Regions from separate parts of the Homo sapiens genome. Here region 1 is linked to region 2. A link is an interaction called in ENCODE POLR2A ChIA-PET data of the cell type or tissue named here. Cell type or tissue: OCI-LY7. All regions are shown on one strand. Links, peaks and the distances in the headings refer to the core of each region. The heading gives the core; the rest is flanking DNA.

The links. ChIA-PET counts read pairs that join two places held together with the same protein. Peaks named below come from ENCODE experiments on the same cell type or tissue, not always from the same donor. Only the 100,000 strongest peaks of a DNase experiment are listed, where the experiment ranks them.
Region 1: POLR2A ChIA-PET joins it to region 2 with 31 read pairs; 7 of 35 experiments call an interaction of 5 or more read pairs at or near these places.

What each region holds. Positions count from the first base shown.
Region 1 is chr9:130,071,508-130,082,473 of GRCh38, reverse strand. GPR107 (G protein-coupled receptor 107) reads right to left here. Exons shown (of 18, transcript NM_020960.5): 2 at 6,725-6,838; 3 at 6,012-6,062; 4 at 5,096-5,175; 5 at 2,705-2,844. Among named protein-coding and RNA genes, the nearest start is that of GPR107, 23 kb to the right of the region's middle. In OCI-LY7, for the core only: no CTCF peak of the experiment used is centred there; no DNase peak of the experiment used is centred there.
Region 2 is chr9:129,986,420-129,997,385 of GRCh38, reverse strand. It overlaps FNBP1 (formin binding protein 1), which reads left to right. Exons shown (of 17, transcript NM_015033.3): 2 at 2,428-2,543. Among named protein-coding and RNA genes, the nearest start is that of FNBP1, 51 kb to the left of the region's middle. RefSeq lists enhancers at 722-791, 1,742-1,871, 5,139-5,188, 5,199-5,248, 8,366-8,415 and 2 more and a silencer at 7,322-7,616. In OCI-LY7, for the core only: no CTCF peak of the experiment used is centred there; DNase peaks (open chromatin) are centred at 1,565, 5,085, 6,895, 8,135 and 1 weaker place; H3K4me3 peaks cover 4,833 bases; H3K27ac peaks cover 8,000 bases.

The DNA of each region.
Region 1 (10,966 bases), core at 1,200-9,199, 85 kb before region 2:
ATATTCTTTTTGGGAAAGACTGGACTTCAGGCTCCCTGCAGGAAGGAAGAGAATAAAGAGAAAGAAAAGAATATTTTCTTCCCAGAGAACGGTGATATGAGCACAAAGAAGCCAGACAAGAAGCAGATGGTGCACAGGCATTAACCTACACCATTGCACAAATGCAGTCTTTCTGTGTGGCTTTTAACTGCAGTCAAGTTGGACAGACTGAACGACATAGTTTAGATGTCTGTCCCCTCCAAATCTCATGTGGAAAGGCAGTCCCCAGTGTTGGATGTGAGGGCTAGTGTGAGGTATCTGAGTCATGAGGACATATCCCTCATGAATGGCTGGTGCCCTCCTTGTGGTAAGGAGTGAGTTCTTGCTCCGAGTTCAGGCATGATCTGGTTGTTTAAAAGAGTGTGGCACCTCCCCACTCTCTCTTGCTCCTGCTCTCGCCATGTGACCTGCCTGCTCCTTCTTGCCTTCTGCCATGATTGGAAGCTTCCTGAGGCCCTCACCAGGAGTAGATTCCGGCGCCATGCTTTGTATAGCCTGCAGAACTGTGAGGCAATTAGACAATTAAACCTCTTCTTTTTTTGTTGTTGTTGTTGTTTTTCGGTGGTGGTGGTTGGTTTTGAGACAGGCTCTCACTCTGTCACCCAGGCTGGAGTGCAGTGGCGCAATCTCGGCTCACTGCAGCCTCTGTCTCCTGGGTTCAAGAAATTCTTTTGCCTCAGCCTCCCCAACAGTTGGGACTACAGGCGCATGCCACCACATCCGGCTAATTTTTGTGTTTTTTGTTTTTTGTTTTTTTTTTTTTGAGACAGAGTCTCACTCTGTCGCCAGGCTGGAGTGCAGTGGTGCGATCTTGGCTCACTGCGAACTCCATCTCCCTGGTCCAAGCAATTCTCCTGCCTCAGTCTCCTGAGTAGCTGAGATCACAGGCACGTGCCACCATGCCCGGCTAATTTTTTGTATTTTTAGTAGAGACGGGGTTTCACCATGTTGGCCAGGATGGTCTCAATCTCTTGACCTTGTGATCTGCCCACCTCGGCTTCCCAAAGTGCTGGGATTACAGGCGTGAGCCACCACACCCGGCCTAATTTTTGTATTTTTAGTAGAGATGGGGTTTCACCATGTTGGCCAGGCTGGTCTTGAACTCCTGACCTCAAGTAATCTGCCCGCCTTGGCCTCTCAAAGTGCTGGGATTACAGGGATGAACCACCATGCCCAGCCTCCTTTGAGAAAAACATTGTATAAGCAGTAAGTATGTATGTATTTATTTCGGAGACAGGGTCTTGTTCTGTCATCCAGGCTGCAGTGCATCACGGCTCAATGTGGCCTAGACCAGTCACATTCAAGCAATCCTCCTGCCTCAGTCTCTTGAGGAGTTGTGACTACAGGCACATGCCACTACGCATGGCTAATTTTTTTATTTTTATTTTTGCAGAGACAGGGCCTCGCTATGTTGCTCAGGCTGGTACAAGCTCCTAGACTCAAGTGATCCTCCCACTTTGGCCTCCCAAAGTGCTGGGATTATAGGCGTGAGCCACTGCACCTGGCCATAAATTATCTTTAAAGAACTCACATGAATCATCAGATGAACCTGACAGTTAATAAAAAATGGTGAATATAAATTGGTTAATCAACACATGGAGAAAAAGTACAGTCTCAGTAATAAGAGTAAATATAAATAAACAGGGCCGGGCGCAGTGGCTCACGCCTGTAATCCCAGCACTTTGGGAGGCCGAGGCGGGCGGATCACGAGGTCGGGAGATCGAGACCATCCTAGCTAACACCGTGAAACCCTGTCTCTACTAAAAATACAAAAAATTAGCCGGGCATGGTGGCGGGCGCCTGTAGTCCCAGCTACTTGGGAGGCTGAGGCAGGAGAATGGCGTGAACCCGGGAGGCGGAGCTTGCAGTGAGCCGAGATTGCGCCACTGTACTCCAGCCTGGGCGACAGAGCGAGACTCCGTCTCAAAAAATAAATAAATAAATAAATAAATAAATAAATAAACAGGAATACCTTTTTTGCCTTTCATTTTAGGATTTTGTTTTTTGAAAAGAAAATACCCCATATTGGCTAGGACATGATAATGTGCCCACTATTCCTACATATTTCTGATAAGAATATAAATCCACACAACTCATTTGGAAAGGAATTTAAAAATATACATCAATATTCTCAAATGCATTCATATCCTTTGAACCAGAAATTGCAATTCTGAAAACCATCTTAAAGAACGTTCGCTATACGAAGACAGTTCTATGCATAAAGAAGTCCACTGCAGCAATATTCATAATCACACAAAAATGGAAATGTGTCTCCTTAAGGGGAAAGGTTGAGCAAATTACAGTATCTGCTTAACAGGATATATGATAGGTATGAAATGGGCTAAAAAGTAATCAGGCATGTATATAAAATTATAAGCATGACTGAATTTTAAAAATCAAATGTTCTAGACTTATGAAACAAGCTTATAAGAAAACATAAATTACTAAAATTCTAACACTGGGAATAAGGAGAAATGACTGTTGTTTTTCCATCTGCTTCAGATTTTCCACATTTTTCTTTAACATTTACGTATTTTTGTGTAACTTCCAAAATATAATGCTAAGACGACAACAGATCATGTTTTACTTTTACTTTTAATTAGGAACAAAAAAGCTACAAAGCAGGTAGTGAAAACTGAAAGCCAGTTTCCACCTTACGGTTTACCTTGTGTCTTCTGGGTCTGGTTGCCTGCTGAAGCAGGGTTAACATTAGGCTCCTGGCTCTGACCAAGGACTTTCTCATCCCTGCTGAAGATGATCTTTGGTAACTGGGTACCAGCTTCTGGTGGAGACTTTACTCTTACCCTACATTCAAATAAGACAGAAGGAAAAAAGGTCAAAGCAGTGCTCCTGGCCACTGAGCACGCTGCGTGTAGGCCCTGTGCCAAGCTCATGCAGTCCTTATCATGTTCTACAATGTAGATTCTATTATCCACATTCTACAGATACCAAAACTGAGGCTCAGAAACGTTAAATAACTTGCCCAAGGGCACCAAGCTAGGAAGTAGTTGGACGAGGATCCAGGTAGTCTCTCTTAAGCCTAAGATCTTAGTAACCACACAATTCTGAGGTACATCTTTCTCCTTAAGTATCGTTAAAATGCTCAGCAAATTGGTGCACAAGAGAAACGGACAAAATGTAAAACATCAGTAAGACTTTAAAGTGAAATCCAGGCCAGGCATGGTGGCTCACGCCTGTAATCTCAGCACTTTGGGAGGCTGAGGCGGGTGGATCACTTGAGGTCAGGAATTCAGGAACAGCCTGGCCAACATGGCAAAACCCTGTCTCTACTAAAATTACAAAAAAAAACTGGCCGGGTGTGTTGGCATGCACCTGTAATCCCAGCTACTTGGGAGGCTAAGGCAGGAGAATCGCTTGAACCTGGGAGGTGGAGGATGCAATGAGCCAAGATCGTGCCACTGCACTCCAGCCTGGGCCACAGAGCGAGACCCCGTCTCAAAAAATAAAGAAAGCAAGTGAAATCCAGGGAAGCACGAGAGGGCAGTGGCACTGTTAGTTGCCTCCTAATATCCATTTCCACCCTTCCCCCTTCTCATGAGACCCAATTTTGTTTACCCCATCCCACCCAGGAGGGGCCAGTGACAGTTCCCATGACTGAGTGGATGCCCAACCTAAGCTGGCACATTCAAGCACTTCTCATTCTACCTGGAGGAGGAGCCTGCTCTCTGTCCCTTGGCTGGATATGAATGATGGAGCAGAGCCACCTTGTGATGGCTGGGAAACCTGCCTGAGGAAGAAGCTAACACTCAGGATGGCAGAGCAGAAAGATGAAATGCACCAGAGTCCCTAACATCAGCAAGCCACCGCAGGCCTGTCTCTCGCCTGCCCCACTGCACATAGGTGAGGTAATCAATGTCTTCACTATTCACGCCAGAGTCTAAGTCAAGTCTTTTGTTGCTTGCTTCCAAAAGTAGACTGACCAATACAGGAGACTGTCAGATCAATCTTCTTAAATGAAAACAGAGGTTATCACGGAGAATATTTTAAAAGTTAGGGTCTACAATGGTTTTATGACAAAGCATTTTTTTTTTAGAAGCTTATTCATTAGTCTTCTTACCTCCAGTCTTGTTCATCTCAAATCCATCCTCTTCTGGGCTGCTAGGAGTCTACCTTACAGGCAAGTCTGAGCACATGATTCCTACCTTAAAGGCTCCCTCAGCAATTACAAAGTACGCAGTTGGAAGTATGCTGAACTTGAAAACACAAAGTCTGATAATTCATCAAAGTTCAACATTTTTTTTTTTTTTTTGAGACGGAGTCTCACTCTCTCACCCAGGCTGGAGTGCAGTGGCGCGATCTCGGCTCACCGCAAGCTCCGCCTCCTGGGTTCACACCATTCTCCTGTCTCAGCCTCCCGAATAGCTGGGACTACAGGCGCCCACCACCACGCCCGGCTAATTTTTTGTATTTTTAGTAGAGACGGGGTTTCACTGTTTTAGCCAGGATGGTCTCAATCTCCTGACCTCGTGATCCGTCCGCCTCGGCCTCCCAAAGGGCTGGGATTACAGGCATGAGCCACCATGCCCGGCCTCAACATTTTCAAAGAGGCTGAATTGTCAGAAATCCTCACCAACAATCTCATGAGGCAGATACCATCATCACGAAGTAGGTAAGGACACTGAGGCCCGGAGTCACAGGGCTGGTGAGTGGCAGAAGCCATTACGTGGACCCAGTCTTGTTTCCACTCTGCCTTTGCATAGACTATGCCCTCTGCCTGGAATGCTTTACTTATTCATCTGGTAAAAGGCTACTCACTAGAAAGCTGCTTGGGCCAACACTTATCTGAAGCCTCTCCTTCCTTTCTACAATTCATGAGTTCTTCCCTTCCACTTCTCTGTTTGGCGGTGATCATGTGTATTTCCGTTCTGTCTCTCCCATCAAGGACAGGACCTCTGTCTCCCTAGCCTTGTCTTGAATCTCCAGCACTCAGCACGGTCTCTGGCACATGGCAGACACCCAAGGAATGTTAGCATACTACTAAATTCTCCCCGACTCTACTCTAGGACTGAACTGAAGGAACTTTAGAATTACTTACTCACTTCTGGAGATGTCTAGGATTAAAAGGGTGACAGAGACAGACTGTTTCTTTAAAATACAGTAATTCACATCTTCATCCTGAGAAAGGAAGAGCCAATTGTACATCATCTTATTCATTCACACTAGAACAAGAACAGAGTTTTCAGGAACATAGCAAATACGTGGCTCAAACTCCATTCAAAATAGTAAACCGGTGGGCGTGGTGGCTCACGCCTGTAATCCCAGCACTTTGGGAGGCCGAGGTGGGTGGATCGTGAGGTCAGGAGATCGAGACCATCCTGGCCAACATGGTGAAACCACGTCTCTACTAAAAATACAAAAATTAGCCAGGTGTGGTGGCGGGCACCTGCAGTCCCAGCTACTCAGGAGGATGAGGCAGAAGAATCACTTGAACGAGGGAGGCGGAGGTTGCAGTGAGCCAAGATCACACCATTGCACTCCAGCCTCGGCAACAAGAGTGAGACTCTGTCTCAAAAAAAAAAACAAAAAACAAAAGTAAACCAACTGTGGGTTCTCAAAAATGCTTGGAAGTCAAAGCAGCCACTACCTCAAGAAATGGCGCTGTGGCCAGGCGTGGTGCTCACGCCTGCAGTCCTAGCACTCTGGGAGGCCACAGTGGGTGGATCCCTTGAGTCCAGGAGTTTGAGACATGGCCAACAAAATGTGAAACCCTGTCTCTACTAAAAATACAAAAATTAGGCAGGCGTGGTGGCACACGCTGGTAGTCCCAGCTACTCAGGGGACTGAGGCGGGAGGATCGCTTAAGCCTGGGAGGTCAAGGTTGCAGTGAGCTATGATTGTGCCACCGTACTCCAAAAAAAAAATGAAAATGGAACTGCAAGAAGTAGGGTGTTCCCGTTCAATGGCCTGGGCTCAGGTGAAGAGATGAATCAGGTCACACATTTAATACTCACCAGGTAAGAAGAAAAGCCATCATTCTTTGTACGGTCTAGGCTAAATCCAATCTAATGGGGAGTAAAAACAGTAGAAGTAAATATCTACACAATTGTCCATACTTTTCTTACTCAAAAAGCAGAAAAAGTGGTACTTCTAACGTGGTCTCCTCTGTTTTCTTAGCATTCATTTTGTAAGAAGGCAAAGTAAAATCACTCAAGCAAAGTCACTAATTACTAGAATTATTACAGAATTACATTTTAAGTGTTAAAAGTGAAATTATTTGATGCCTGATATATAATTTGCTACTCACATGCTTAATTATCTCCATATTCTGGTATTTTATATTTAAGCATTGGGGTTGGAAGGTGACTCTCACCTAAGCTAAAAGAGTAAACCCCTGGGCTGGGCGCAGTGGCTCACACCTGTAATCCCAGCACTTTGGGAGGCCAAGGCGGGTGGATCACGAGGTCAGGAATTCAAGACCAGCCTGGCCAAGTTGGTGAAACCCCGTCTCTACTAAAAATACAAAAATTAGACGGTCATGGTGGTGGGTGCCTGTAATCCCAGCTACTCGGGAGGCTGAGGCAGAGAACTGCTTGAACCCGGGAGGTGGAGGTTGCAGTGAGCTGAGATTGCGCCACCGCACTCCAGCCTGGGTGACAGAGCAAGACTCCATCTCAAAAAAAAAAAAAAAAGAGTAAACCCCTGGATCTCATTAAAAGGTACTTACAGTCACATCCTTGTCTTCAGGCTCATTCAGTGAGAGGCTACTGACATTCACCACCATGTACCCATCCTTGAAGAAGCCAAAGGTGTTCAGATGAACTTTATGCCTCACATCATCCTAAAGAGATTTGTAGTGGTGGAATTAGTCATATGGAAAAGTGCTTTTGATTATTTAACCTATTCATTTGCTTTAAAAAGTATGATATCAGGCTGGGCACGGTGGCTCAAGCCTGTAATCCCACCACTTTGGGAGACTGAGGCGGGTGGATCACCTGAGGTCAGGAGTTTGAGACCACACTGGCCAACATGGCGAAACCCTGTCTCTACTAAAAATACAAAAAGTTAGCCGGGCATGGTGGCGGGCACCTGTAATCCCAGCTACTTGGGAAGCTGAGCCAGCAGAATTGCTTGAACCTGGGAGGTGGAGGTTGCAGTGAGCCGAGATCATGCCACTGCACTCTAGCTTGGGTGACGGAGCAAGACTCTGTCTCAAAAAAAAAAAAAAAAAAAAAGGTAAAAGAAAAGAAGAGAAAAACTATGATATCTTATTTCTTGCTAGCCAGCCAATGTTTCCATATGCTCAGTAACATACACAGCTGTGGTAACATGTCTTTCTCCAAAAGCTGAAGACAACTCATCGGAAATCCAAAAGATATCAACAGTTTCTGCAGAAGGAAGTATTCAATGGATTCAAATTCACTCCAATGCATTGGTATGGGTTCTAGGGGCAAACTCAGTGGTTGGCTGAAATGTGAATTCCAGGGCAGGAGGAACCATGTTATCGTCATCCCCACATCCTTCCTGATAGTACAATGCCTGGCATCTAGTAGGCACTCAAAACATGCTGGGGGGTGGGGAGGAAGAAAAGGAGCGGCTGAAGCTGTTCCAAGAATACACTCATTTATATAAATCCTCTTATCAATTTGTGTGTACCTGGCTCCTCCCATTGGCAGGATAAAGAATGAAGCTAAGCTATAAGTCAATTATTTAAAAAGGTGAATTTTCACCTAAAAGTGATACAGTAGATGATGGGTTTTCAGGGAACAAAGCCTTATGCAAGAGGAATCCCAGGAATAGGAATTAGCGACATGGAGACAGAGTCTTTTGGATACAAGATAATCCTAAGGTTTGGTGAGACTGAATCACATGGGCAGACGCCTACCCCACCTGCTTGATGCTGTCTCAACATCCTGACTCCAATCTCAACTAAGTCAGTACACTGCAGGGCCAACAGAGCAATGGTGTCAGTGAACACTTCTAAAACTGGGCTTCCACAAACACACTTTATGTTGTGTAACAATTTTTATATTGAGATTTGGCTAAATTGCAACACCTTCCGTAAGTCTGCAATTTGATTCTTGGTGTGAAGGGTAACTTTTTATTTCTAGATTTGGGGTTTCCTGGACATCCCGGGTAGTCTAATGGCAAACACCAAAGGCCTGTGAGGACAGGCTGTGGAGCAGATCTTTGGCAGAAACAGCATAAACTAAATCCCCTCCTCTCCCCCACAGAACTACACCACACTGCACTATCACTAGCAGGATTTTCTTTCCTGCCCACTCTTGCATTCATAGCTTTTTGACAGCCCTAGATTATGGGCTGAGAAGCAGAGGGACACAGTTCCAACTCACCTCCCTGCTCAGGCCTAAGGCTATGGTCCCTGTTTCCCCTCAACATCTGTTAAAAACCCAGGACTCGGCCGGGCGTGGTGGCTCACGCCTGTAATCCCAGCACTTTGGGAGGCCGAGGCAGGAGGATCACTTGGGGTCAGGAGTTCGAGACCAGCCTGGCCAAAATGGGAAACCCTGTCTCTACTAAAAATACAAAAAAATTAGCCGGGCATTGTGGCACATGCCTGTAATCCCAGCTACTTGGGAGGCTGAGGCAGGAGAATCACTTGAACCCGGGAAGCAGAGGTTGCAGTGAGCCGAGATCGTGCCATGGCACTCCAGCCTGGGTGACACAGTGAGACTCTGTCTCAAAAACAACAACAACAAACAAACAAAACAAACAAAAAACCCAGGCCTCTGGGCTTCAAGTTTCTGCAACGTCACAGGGAAGCCCTGGCTTCCCTGTTCTTTCCCCAATGGAGTTTCAGCTCCTTCTTCCCTTTTTTGGGCCCCTGGGAATTTCCCTTATTTTCTTAGGAGCTTGGCTATGTGGTGAAAACATGTTTGCTGGATTTCCACTTCCTGGTGGGCTGGAGTGGCTTGCAGCAAACCAACATTCTCACAGAGAACAATTAGAAAAGCCAGATAAGATAACAGAGGTCATCTCCTGGAATCTACAAGAGTGGGTCAATGGTAAAAGCCAGAAAAGCTAAGGCTCCCAGCCTTTCTTGGAATTCTCTGAGAGAATTAAACCCACGGAAAATGTCTTCAGTATCTATTTTCTCAATTCTCTCAAGGACAGTATATGATGACTACCCTCCTAGAGGCACAGGAGACATTAACTCAACTACATAAATGGATGCCTTAGCACATTAGGGCTTCATTCTCTGGCAGAATCCTCAGTGGAGCAGGACTGCAGAGGGAGAGGATGAGGGAAAATGAACACACAATTTCTGCCACATAAAACAACGTATATGAATCACAGCCATATTCATGTAAAACAAACTGGAATGCAGGGGGAAATCATCTGTGGTGACGGAGGTGAAGACAGTGACCACTCTCAGGAGAAAGGGGCTTTCCTGGGACTTGAGGGAAGGTGAGGCTTAGGGTGCTTCTGGAGGGGCTTGGTAATGGTTCTGCCTCATTTCCTGCGGGCTGCATGAGTGTGTCTACGTTCTGGAAATGCGCTGAGTTGTTTGCTTATAATGAGTAATTTTTAGCCATGTATATTACATTTCAATAAAGTTTTAATTTTAAAAGTATGTCTTTTCTAATTGGTCCAGCATGAAGCTGCTTTGCAGCAGAATGGAAACCTGCTAGGCTTTCATTTATACTTAGGCCACCACAATACAGGTTTTCTTGTTGTTTTGTTTTTTTTTTCCAGAAAATGTTTCGATTGCAACCTGATAGCAGTTCCCCCCCCAACATAAATAGTACATTCCTTTTTTTTAAACCTTTGCATCATCATTTCATTTGATGATACAATGCCATGAAAAACAGGTTTTTGAAGACTATTTTAAACAATAAAAACAGCATCGGCTGGGCACGATGGCTCATGGCAGTAATCCCAGCACTTTGGGAGGCCAAAGCAGGCAGATCACCTGAGGTCAAGAGTTCGAGATCAAGGCCGGGCGCGGTGGCTCACACCTGTAATCCCGGCACTTTGGGAGGCCGAGGCAGGCAGATCACAAGGTCAGGAGATTGAGACCATCCTGGCTAACACGGTGAAACCTCATCTGTACTAAAAACACAAAAAATTAGCTGGGCGAGGTGGCACGCGCCTGTAGTCCCAGCTACTCGGGAGGCTGAGGCAGGAGAATGGCGTGAACCCCAGGGGGCGGAGCCTGCAGTGAGCCGAGATCACGCCACTGCACTCCAGCCTGGGCGACAGCGAGACTCCATCTCAAAAAAAAAAAAAAATTAAATAAATAAAAAAATAAATAAATAGAAAGAGTTCAAGATCAGCCTGGCCAACATGGTGAAACCCCATATCTACTAAATACAAAAATTAGCCAGGTGTGGTGGTGTGTGCCTGTAATCCCAGCTACTTGGTAGGCTGAGGCAGAAGTGCTTGAACCGAGGAGGCAGAGGCTGCAGGGAGCCGGGTTGTACCACTGCACTCCAGTCTGGGAAACAGAGCAAGACTGTCTCAAAAATAATAATAATAAGGCTGGATTACGCCTGTAATCCCAGCACTTTGGGAGGCCGCGGCGGACGGATCACCTGAGGTCAGGAGTTTGAGACCAGCCTGGCCAACATGGTGAAACCCCGTCTCTACTAAAAGTACAAAAATAAGCCAGGCTTGCTGGCAGGCATCTGTTAATCCCAGCTACTTGGGAGGCTGAGGCAGGAGAATCGCCTGAACCTGGGAGGCAGAGGTTGCAGTAAGCGGAGATTGCACCATTGCACTCCAGCCTGGGGGACAAGAGCAAGACTTTATCGCAAAAAACAAAACAAAACAAAAATAGTAATAATAATAATAATGATAATAACAACAGCATCACAACTCCCAGTTTTCAGAGTCTTCCAAGAACTAGGTTATGTGCCAAGGGCTTTACCTATGATTTCTGACCCTCGCTCAGCTCAGTGTGGTTAAGAGAAGCAGCCCCACGGTAGCGATGAAGACACCAGTTCAG
Region 2 (10,966 bases), core at 1,513-9,512:
TTAGTCATAAAGACAAACATTTTGCACTTTTGTTTTATAATTTTGTATTTAATTTTTTGAGACATAGTCTCATTCTGTCACCCATGCTGGAGTGCAATGGTGTGATCTTGACTCACTGCAACCTCTGCCTCCTGGGTTCAAACAATTCTCCTGCCTCCCTCAGACTCCCGAGTAGCTGGGATTACAGGTGCCTGCCATGACGCCCGGCTACTTTTGTATTTTTAGTAGAGATGGGATTTCACCATGTTGTCCAGGCTGGTCTCGAACTCCTGGCTTCAAGTGATCCACCCGCCTTGGCTTCCCAAAATGCTGGGATTACAGGCGTGAGCCACCTCACCTGGCCAAAATCTCAGTCATACCTTAATAAAGTGGTTTTAAAAAAAAACAGGCCGGCCGGAGGCAGTGGCTCACACTTGTAATCCCAGCACTTTGGGATGCCAAGGCGGGAGGATCACTTGAGCCCAGGAATTCAAGACCAGCCTGGGCATCATAGTGAGACCTCCTCTCTGCAAAAAATACAAAAATTAGTGAAGGCATGGTGGCGGGTGCCAATAGTCCCAGTTACTCAGGAGGCTGAAGTGGGAGGATCACTTGAGTCTGGGAGGCAGCAGCAAGCTGAGATTGCACTACTGCACTCCAGCCTGGGGGAAAGAGCACGACTCTGTCTCAAAACAAACCAACCAACAAACAAAAAACAGTCTGAAGTAAGACACTGAATGTATACTGTTAGATTGCACAAGCGTAGGATTAAACACTAGCTTTATATTTTTATATTTGAGTTGGCACTTCCCCATTTCGCATGATCCTCATGACTGATTTGTGAAATTAGGAAATTAGATTATAGCTGCGTCTTACAGGCAAATGACTAAAACTTGAAACATTTGGGGGCCTGTCTCTGTGAAATCCCTTTGCTGGGGCTAGAACCCTCATTTATGACTGTTACCTCTCAGGAGGCAGCAAATTTTCCATGGAGAATTCCATTTCCACTGGAATTCTCTCTTCCCTGTGATGTGCTCATGCCCCCTCTGGCTCGCCCCCTTAGTCCTTTCTGGGCTCTGCTTCCTGGGCCAGGCCCTCTTTGCTAATTCTGTGTATCCTTGCTGTCGTCTTTGGTGTTCTGATCCTCGGCTGTTGCTTGAGATCCACCTACTCACTTGATGCCCTTCTTGAGTTCTAAATCCTTCTGTGTTTCCAGCTCTCTTCTGGACAGGCCAGTCCCTCATTCAACATGTCAAAACAACATTTAATTTTCACCCCAAACTGTAGCTCTTTCTTATCTGGATCTTCTGTTTAATTCCGGGAAGCAGAACCTGAAAGTCACTCTGGAATCCTCCCTCCCCCTCATACCCTTGCCAGCCTCCACGTCCAACCGGCCACTCACACACTAGTTGATTGTGTTTGTTAAATGTCCCTAGAATTCTTCCCTTCTGTGCCTATTTTGTCTCATCTAGACTGTTGGAGCCATTTCCTGGCTTTCTCTTCCAAGTCCTCTTGTGCCTGCTGGAGAGTCTAAACTCCTAAGCTCGTCCTTCAAGGCCTTGGGTGATCTAGCTCTGAGCTGTCTCTAGTTTCATCACTCGCCAACTCCACTTCCCTTCTGCCCCACCCACCTCCACCTTGCACTCAAAGACAAATTCACTTGATTCCTGGATATCTCCATGTCTTTGCATTAGCTGTTGCTAGCATACCTGTCCCCTCTCATTCTTTATTTGGGGGGACAGAGTCATGCTCTTATACCCAGGCTGGAGTGCAGTGGTACAACACCATGCCCAGCTAATTTAAAAAAATTGTTTTTGTAGAGATGGGTTCTGTGTTACCCAGGCTCCCTCTTGTTCTTCCAGACCAGAAACCCCAAGGCACAATGCAAACTCAGGCTGTATTTTTGTTCATTTTGGTTCCCCAGCTCCAGGCACTGTTCCTGGCTCACAGTGTGGGTTTGGTGTATGTTTGGAAGAATAAAATCCATGTGTTTTATTTTAATCATTTGAAGAAAGCAAAATTTTGTAACACTTCCCCCCGTTCCTCGGCTCAGATTCAATCAGCTGTTTTGAATGATTACCCAGAGATAACAGTTAAGGTGCAAACCGTGTGTGGCTGTGTTTGTGTGTATGTTTCACCTGTCGGTTTTTGGCGTCTGGGAATGACATTTTTCCTTGCACTGAGACATCAGTTATATCTGAAAACTATGTTTCTAAAAGGAATAGGAAATATGAATGAATAGGTCAGAGTTCAGTACTCCAGGCGGTTTTCAAACCAAATTTGGTAATGTTGATTTAAAATGGCTCAACAAAAAAGCACCCCAAGTATAATCATGGAAAATATTAGTACTACTTTGTATGTAGTAATATGTTGTTAAGAGAATTATTCATTGAAATTATGTTAATCACAGGGAAAGACCATAACTTCTCTCTTGGTTTGTTTCAACAGGATCAGTTTGACAACTTAGAAAAACACACACAGTGGGGAATTGATATTCTTGAGAAATATATCAAGTTTGTGAAAGAAAGGACAGAGATTGAACTCAGCTATGCAAAGCAACTCAGGTAAGTTGATATTGAAAAAGGTTATTTGTTAACTGCAAAATGATGTAAGGATAACGTATATTCTCATTTTACAGTATAAATGTATATTTTAAATATTTTTCCTTTTATGTAAGGTAATATTTCAATAGAAGTGATTGTTTTTCATACAGAAAATTAATTTTCATAGAACATTAAAAATAAAAACTAAATTACTGCTTTAAGGCCCAGTTTTTTTTTTCAACAAGATATTTGCTGAGTTTTGGAGCAGCTTGTTTCTCAGTAAACTTTTTATTGAAATATATTAATAACATATGTACAGAGAAGTACACAAATCATAAGTGTGCAGCTCCATGAATTTTGACAGTGTGAACACACTCATGTAACCGGGCACCCAGGTCAAGAAACAGAAAGACCAGCCTGGCAGGCCCCCTGGCCCCCTCCAGCTCCCCACTCTCCCCCCAGCGGTAACCACTCTCCTGACTTCTAACCGCGTGGATTAGTAGTGCCCACTTTTGAACTTTACATGAGTGTAATCATTTGGTATGCATTCTTGTGTATCTGGCTTCTTTTGTTCTATATTACGTTTGTGAGATTGACCATGTGGTAGCATGTGGTGGGATCTGCTTATTTTCATTGCTGTTGAGTGTTTTGGTCTGTGAATGCACCAGAACTCATCCGTTCTGACTAGGTGATTGGTTGTTTCTAATTTAAGCTATAATGAGTAGCGCTCCAACGAGCATTATTGTACAAGGCTTTTTGTGTGTATCTGAACACATTTCCTAGGATCTACGTAGGCATCTAATTGCAAGGTCACAGGCTACTCATATGCTTAGCTTTGGTGGATAGGGTTCAGCCATTTCCAGTGTGCTTGTACTAATTCACACTCCCTTCTGTAATGTGTTGAGGGGTCATGTGGAATAGTATTTTAAAAGTACTTCGGGCCGGGCGCAGTGGCTCACGCCTGTAATCCCAGCACTTTGGGAGGCAAAGGTGGGCGGATTGCCTGAGGTCAGGAGTTCGAGACCCGCCTGGCCAACATGGTGAAACCCCGCCTCTACTAAAAATACAAAAATTAGTGGGGCATGGTGGCAGGCGCCTGTAATCCCAGCTACTTGGGAGGGTGAGACATGAGAACTGCTTGAACCCGGGAGGTGGAGGTTGCAGTGAGCTGAGATTGTGCCACTGCACTCTAGCCTGGGTGACAGAGTAAGACTCCTTCTCAAAAAAAAAAAAAAAAAAGTGCTTTGGGGCCAGGTGTGGTGGCTCATGCCTGCAATCCCAGCACTTTGGGAGGCTGATGAGGGAGGATAGTGTGAGCCCAGAGACTTCAAGACCAGCCTGGGCAACATAGTGAGCCCCCTGTCTCTGTTTTTTTTTTTTTTTTAAGTACTTTGGATCTCCTTACATCTTTTAATGATGAGATTATCCAAGAAATTTGTGTTTTTATAGAATATATTTAAAAGTTCTTGGTAGAACTAAGCTTGAACTTGAAGTGGCATGCAAAGTCCTTAATGATTTCATGTTGTATAGTTGTAGTTGAATTGGTTTGTGGATATTGTTTTAAGGCCTGTTAAAGAGCTAGATGATTTTGATTTAGAAACATTTACTTTCCTTTTTCTTTAATTTTTTTTTTTTTTTTGAGACAGTCTCACTCTGTCGCCCAGGCTGGAGTGCAGTGGTACAATCTCAGCTCACTGCAATCTCCGCCTCCCAGGTTCAAGTGATTCTCCTGCCTCAGCCTTCCAAGTAGCTGGGATTACAGGCTTGTGCCACCATGCCTGGCTAATTTTTGTATTTTTAGTAGAGAGAGTGTTTCACCATGTTGGCCAGGCTGGTCTTGAACTCCTGACCTCAAGTGATCCGCCTGCCTCGGTCTCCCAAAGTGCTGGGATTACAGGCGTGAGCCACCGTGCCCAGCCCTTTTTTCTTTTTTTTTTTTTTTAATTTTCTTCAAGCTCCCTCACCATTGAGTTTTAATCCAAAGAGCATCTGCATAAAAGATATGTGTTCTTGGCTGGGCGCAGTGGCTCATACCTGTAATCCCAGCACTTTGGGAGGCCAAGGCAGGTGGATCACGAGGTCAGGAGTTTGAGACCAGCCTGGTCAAGATGGTGAAACCCCGTCTCCACTAAAAATACAAAAATGAGCCAGGCATGGTGGCGGGTGCCTGTAATCCCAGCTATTCAGGAGGCTGAGGCAGGAGAATCGCTTGAGCCCAGGAGGCAGAGGTTGCAATGAGCCAAGATCGCGCCACTGCACTCCAGCCTGGGCAACAGAGCAAGACTCCATCTCAAAAAAAAAAAAAAAAAAAAAAGAGCTATGTGTTCTTATAAGGGTTTCTGTTGTTGTTTCAGCAAGCTGGGATTACAGGTGTGAGCCACTGTGCCTGGCCCCAGATTTTGTTTTTATTGAGTGAATAACATGTAAAACATCACACAATGAAATAATTTTTATAAGTGGAGAATCCAGATCAGTTTCTAGTGCCCTGTGTGCATATCAGTCTCGTCAACACGTCAGGGGCTTTTCGAACTGAAAGTAGGAATAGAACATGGTCTGTTTCACGTTGATTATTTGAATGCTGCACTATTAGTCATGCAATGTTGTCTTTCATGTGAAAATGGGCTACGTGCGAGCTCTCAAGCGGGCTACTGGTATTCTTCCCACGACAGTCTCCCTTGCTGGCCCCTGCTCTTCCCCTGCCTCTTCACATTGCTGTGCCCAGCATCTGCTTCTCAGTCCTTCTCCCTTCCCAGTCTGTACTCTCCTGGTGACCTCAACTGTCTCATGGCTTTAGGTATAATCCATATGGCAATGACTCACAGATATGGATCTCTAAGCCAGACCTCTCTCCTGAATTCCAGAAACAGCTTGCTCAAAGTCTCCACTTAGAAATGTCTAAAAACTTGGCTGGGCGCGGTGGCTTATGCCTGTAATCCCAGCACTTTGGGAGGCTGAGGCGGGCGGATCACGAAGTCAGGAGATCGAGACCATCCTGGCTAACACGGTGAAACCCCATCTGTACTAAAAATACAAAAAATTAGCTGGAAATGGTGGCGGGCGCCTGTAGTCCCAGCTACTTGGGAGGCTGAGGCAGGAGAATGGCATGAACCCAGAAGGCAGAGCTTGCCGTGAGCCAAGATCACACCACTGCACTCCAGCCTGGGCGACAGAGTGAGACGCCATCTCAAAGAAAAAAAAAAAAAAGGAAATGTCTAAAAACCATCTGAAATGATCTGAAATGTAACATGTCTGAAACTGAACTCCGGATCTCCCCAACTTAAAAATCCACATGTCTAGGCCAAGTGAAGTGGCTCACACCTAAAATCTTAGCACTTCAGGAGGCCGAGGTGGGTACTTGAGCCCAGGAGTTGGAGGCCAGCCTGAGCAACATAGCGAGACCCTGCCTCTAAAAAGAATTTTAAAAAATTAGCCAGGCATGGTGGCGCACACCTGTAGTCCCAGCTACTTGAGAGGCTGAGGAGGGCGGATGCTTGAGCCCAAGACGCTGGGGCTGCAGTGAGCCATGATTGCACTACTGCACTCCAGCCTGGGCAACAGAGCAAGACCCTATCTCAAAAAAAAAAAAAATCTGCATTTCCACGACCTAGATTTTCCTCCACTCACCTGAGGGTAGCTGCATCCTTCCTGGTTTAGGTCAAAAACCCTAGCATCACCCAGGTGCAGGGGGATCACTGGAGGTCAAGAGTTCAAGACCAGCTGACTAACATGGTGAAACCCTGTCTCTACTAAAAATACAAAAACATTAGCCAGGCGTGGTGGTGGGCGCCTGTAATCCTACCTACTCAGGAGGCTAAGGCAGGAGAATCCCTTGAACCCAGGAGGCAGAAGTTGCAGTAAGCTGAGATTGTGCCACTGCACTCCAGCCTGGGTGACAGAGCAAGACTCCATCTCAAAAAAAAAAAAAAAAAAACCCTGGTGTCATCATCATCTCTGTCTGCCTTCTTTTCTCACACACTCACACTCCCCAGCTCAAGCCATCAGGAAATCTTGACTTCTCTACAGATTTATCCAGGATCTGACACTTGTTATCACCTCCACTGCTGCCACTGTGGTCCATGTCACATGGCCTACGTGGTCCATGATCTTTTGCCTGGTTATGATGAGTCTACTAACTAGTTTCCCTTATTCTACCTCTATCCCCTATTCCCTGATTTCTACAGAGCAGCCAGATTACAGTATTCCTCTGTTCAAAATTCCAGTGCGTCCCCATTTCATTCAGAGTAAATCCAAAAACCTTACGGTGAAAGTCCTCCAAAACCTTGTATAATCTGGTTCCCACACCTTTCTGACATCATCTGTTTTAACTCTCTTCCTCCTCCTCTCTGCTGTAACCATACAGAGGCCTCCTTCCTGTTTTTTGTACATGCCAGGCATCCCCTCACCCGAGAGCTATTGCGCTAGCCCTTCCATGTAGATATCACCTATGTGTTCTTCCCCAGGCTCCAAGTGGCTGACTCCCTCTCCTGCTTCCAGTTTCTGCTCAGTGAGGCCCACCTCGTCCCTTAGCCCACTTAGCCTGCTTTGCTTTTTCAGTTTTCCTATATTACTGGTAACTTTCTACCATTTTATATAGTTTTCTTGTTTAGTTTTGAAAATTGACAAAATATGTATTTCTATATTATTTGTATATAAAATTGTATATATTTATGGTATACATGATGTCTTGAAATATGTATACGCTGCAGAATGCCCAAATCAGGCTAATTAACATATGCATTACTACTCAAACTTAATATTTTTTTTGTGGGAAGAACATTAAAATCTACTCTTCTAGCAATTTAGCAACCCCTCCCCTCCCCTCCCCTTCCCTCTTTCTTGAGACAGGGTCTCACTCTGTCACCCTGGGTGGAGTGCAGTGGCACGATCTTGGCTCACCTCCCGGGCTCAAGTGAACCTCCCACCACAGCCTCCCAAGTAGCTGGGACCACAGGAATGCGCTGCCACACCCGGCTAATTTTTGTATCTTTTGCAGAGACAGAATTTCACCATGTTGCCCATGCTGGTCTTGAACTTCTAGGTTCAAGCGATCCTCTGACCGAGGCCTCCCAAAGTGCTGGGATTACAGGTGTGAGCACCCGGCCTGGCAATTTTCAAGTATACAATACATTGTTATTAACTGGAGACACAATGTTGTACAATAGATCTCTTGAACTTATTTCTCCTACAATTTTGCCTCATTTGAATAACATCTCCCCAAACCTTCCCAGAGAAATCTGGGTATTATATTTACTGCGCATTGTCTCCTGCAGCCTCTCAGCTAGAATGCAAGCCCCTTAAGGGTGGAGATCTTTGGGTTGTGCTCACTAATGTGTCATAGTGCAGAACAGTGCCTGGCACATAGTAGGTGCCCAGTAAATATTTGTAGATTGTGAGTGAATCGGTAGGGTACAGGCCTAAGATATTTAGCCAGCTTTGCTTTATGGGGAATTATGTGTTTGCACCGGCCTGTGAGAGCTGATGAGATTTTAACAACAAAAAGTAGAACAACAAGGTGCCAGCCGAGTTTCAATCACTAGGGATGCTTGAATGAACGAGACACAGGAAGTGCCTGAACCTGGAGTGCTCACCTTTCACAGCAGAAAACAGAACTGCATGCAAATTAGCAAAGAATTCGAGCATTTAAAGATAGCATGTATGACTCCAAATATGTAAACGCAGTGATGTGATAGAGATTGAAGTGGGGGTGGTTACTGAGCTAGGCTGGTCAGGGAAAACCCATCACTTGAGAAGTGAATTACAAAAAGAAGCCAGACATGTAAGGATGTGGGGGGAGAGAGTGCAAAGGTCCTGAGACGGGAACATGTAGAAGGAATAGAAAGGCCAGTGTGGCTACAGAATATTCAACAGATACTTGGTTGAAATAGTAATATGATGTTGAAAAATCATTGTGGCCTTTGGGAGAGATAACTATCATTAAATATTTTTTTTCTGCATTGCAGGGGAGAATGCTAACTTATTTTAGACATAAACGTGAGACTTTGATTCCTGTAGGTCAGGTCTTAGCATGGGCCAAATCCATCCACTACTTGGTTTTGTAAATAAAGATTTGTTGGAATGTTGCCGTGCCCATGTGTATTGTCTATGGCCACTTTTGCAAACAATTGGCAATTGAGTAGTTGCAAAAGAGATGCATTTACCTGCAAGTCTGAATTTTTTTTTTCTCTTCGAGATGGAGTCTCGCTCTGTCACCCAGGCTGAAGTGCAGTGGTACAATCTCAGCTCACTGCAACCTCCACCTCCAGGGTTCAAGCGATTCTCCTGCCTCAGCCTCCTGAACAGCTGGGACTACAGGCGCACACCACCATGCCTGGCTAATTTTTGTATTTTTAGTAGAGACAGGATTTCACCATATTGGCCAGGCTGGTCCTAGACTCCTGACCTTGTGATCCACCTGCCTCGGCCTCCCAAAGTGCTGGGATTACAGGCATGAGCCACCGCACCTGGCCCTGAAATATTTACTTTCTGGTCCTTTACAGAAAAAGTTTGCCAACCCCTGAGGTCACTATCTATTCAAGGTAGTATAGGTTGAAATTCCTAATATAATTTTTTTTTCTGAGTCTGAACAACCTAATTTTATTTATTTTTGAGACAGTTTCTGTCACCCAGGCTGGAGTGCAGTGGCATGATCTCCAGTCCCTTTCCAGAAACTATGGCCCATGACACTCCATTAGCAGAGTAACAGGGCCTGCTCAACCTCACCCTCACTGCTGCTTTCTGTTTCCAAACCGATCTTTGTCAATTTGCTACTTAACAACTGGTACATCTAGGTCTTAAATTGCATTTCTCTTAGTATGCATGGGGGTTGAACATCTTTTGATACATTTGAGCCATTTATGGTTTTAAAAAATGAACCATTCAAGTCTTGGTCTGTTTTTAATTGGAGCTCATTGTATATAGAGGGTAACTAGGTAGAAATCATATTATACAACAAATTGCATATCGTATATATCATATATATAAAGAAATGAATTTAAATTTAACAGTACAAACGACAGTAAAGTGAAACTGAGGGATGCGCTAAGCTTTAAATATTAAACTCTTAGGCCAGGCACGGTGGCTCATACCTGTAATCCCAGCATTTTGGGAGGCCGAGGTGGGCAGATGACCTGATGTTGGGAGTTTGAGACCAGCCTGGCCAACATGGTGAAACCCCGTCTCTCTACTAAAATCACAAAAATTAGCCGGGCGCTCCTGTCATCCCAGCTACTCAGGAGGCAGAGGTTGCAGTGAGCCAAGATGACGCCACTGCACTCCAGCCTGGGTGACAGACTCTGTCTCAAAAAAATAAATATTAAACTTTGGTAAAATTTATCAAAAAGATTATGAAAAACTTACAGGATGTCATTATTGTGTGTGTGTACTTCCATGTTGAAATTCTAAACAGGCTCAATTGACTCACTGCTATAAAAGATTAGGAAAATAATATATACATGTTTTGCTCCTTCTTCTAGTTGAGTTATATGACTGGGTTCTGAAACCCGAGGCCCTCAGTTGATTTGTCGTGGTTCTATATTTGAACGTAGAGTCATCTCAGCACTTCTCTCTACAACAGCCTCTCTCCTTGACTCTTGGCATTAAGGAAGAATATTCTCCCCCTCGTTAGAGCTTGGGACGTGTTCCCTGCGTTCTTTCTTGCTTGAAAATGCCACCATACTTTACGGCACTTTGACTTGGTTGTCTCTGGTCACACTTTCTCTCTCCATGTGGCTGCATCGTCTTTTGGAGGAAAAGTCTGGGGCCAGCCAGATGTTTCTCTCTGTAGGCAACATGGCTGTTTCTGAGTAAAAATATGAATAATTTTAGTTCATCTTAGCAGTCTGATAACTTCACTAAGCAATGCCTTGGAGTTGATCATCCTTTATCAGATAGTTTTTCTTAGTGCTCTTTCCTGTGTAAATTCTATGCTTCATTTATTTCAGGAGAAAGTTCTTTGATTATGTCTGAATGTTTTTTCTATTCTACTTACTGGGTCATATACTTCAGAGATATGAGTTATCCTTATGTTTCATCTTATTCTTATTTTTATTTTTTTATTTTTAAAATTTTTTTTCTTGAGACGGCATCTCGCTCTGTCACCCAGGCTGGAGTGCAATGGCGTGATCTCAGCTCACTGCAAGCTCCACCTCCCAGGTTCAAGCGGTTCTCCTGCCTCAGCCTCCCGAGTAGCTGGGACTACAGGCGCCCGCCACCACGCCCAGCTGATTTTTACACTTTTAATAGAGACGGGGTTTCACCATGTTGGCCAGGATGGTCTCGATCTCTTGACCTTGTGATCCGCCCACCTCGGCCTCCCAAAGTGCTGGGATTACAGGCGTGAGCCACCACGCCCGGCCTATCTTTAGATCCTTTTTTTTTCTGATTGTTTTCACATTATGGTTATTTCAGACCTTTCCTCTATTAAATTTGATATCCACCCTCATTTA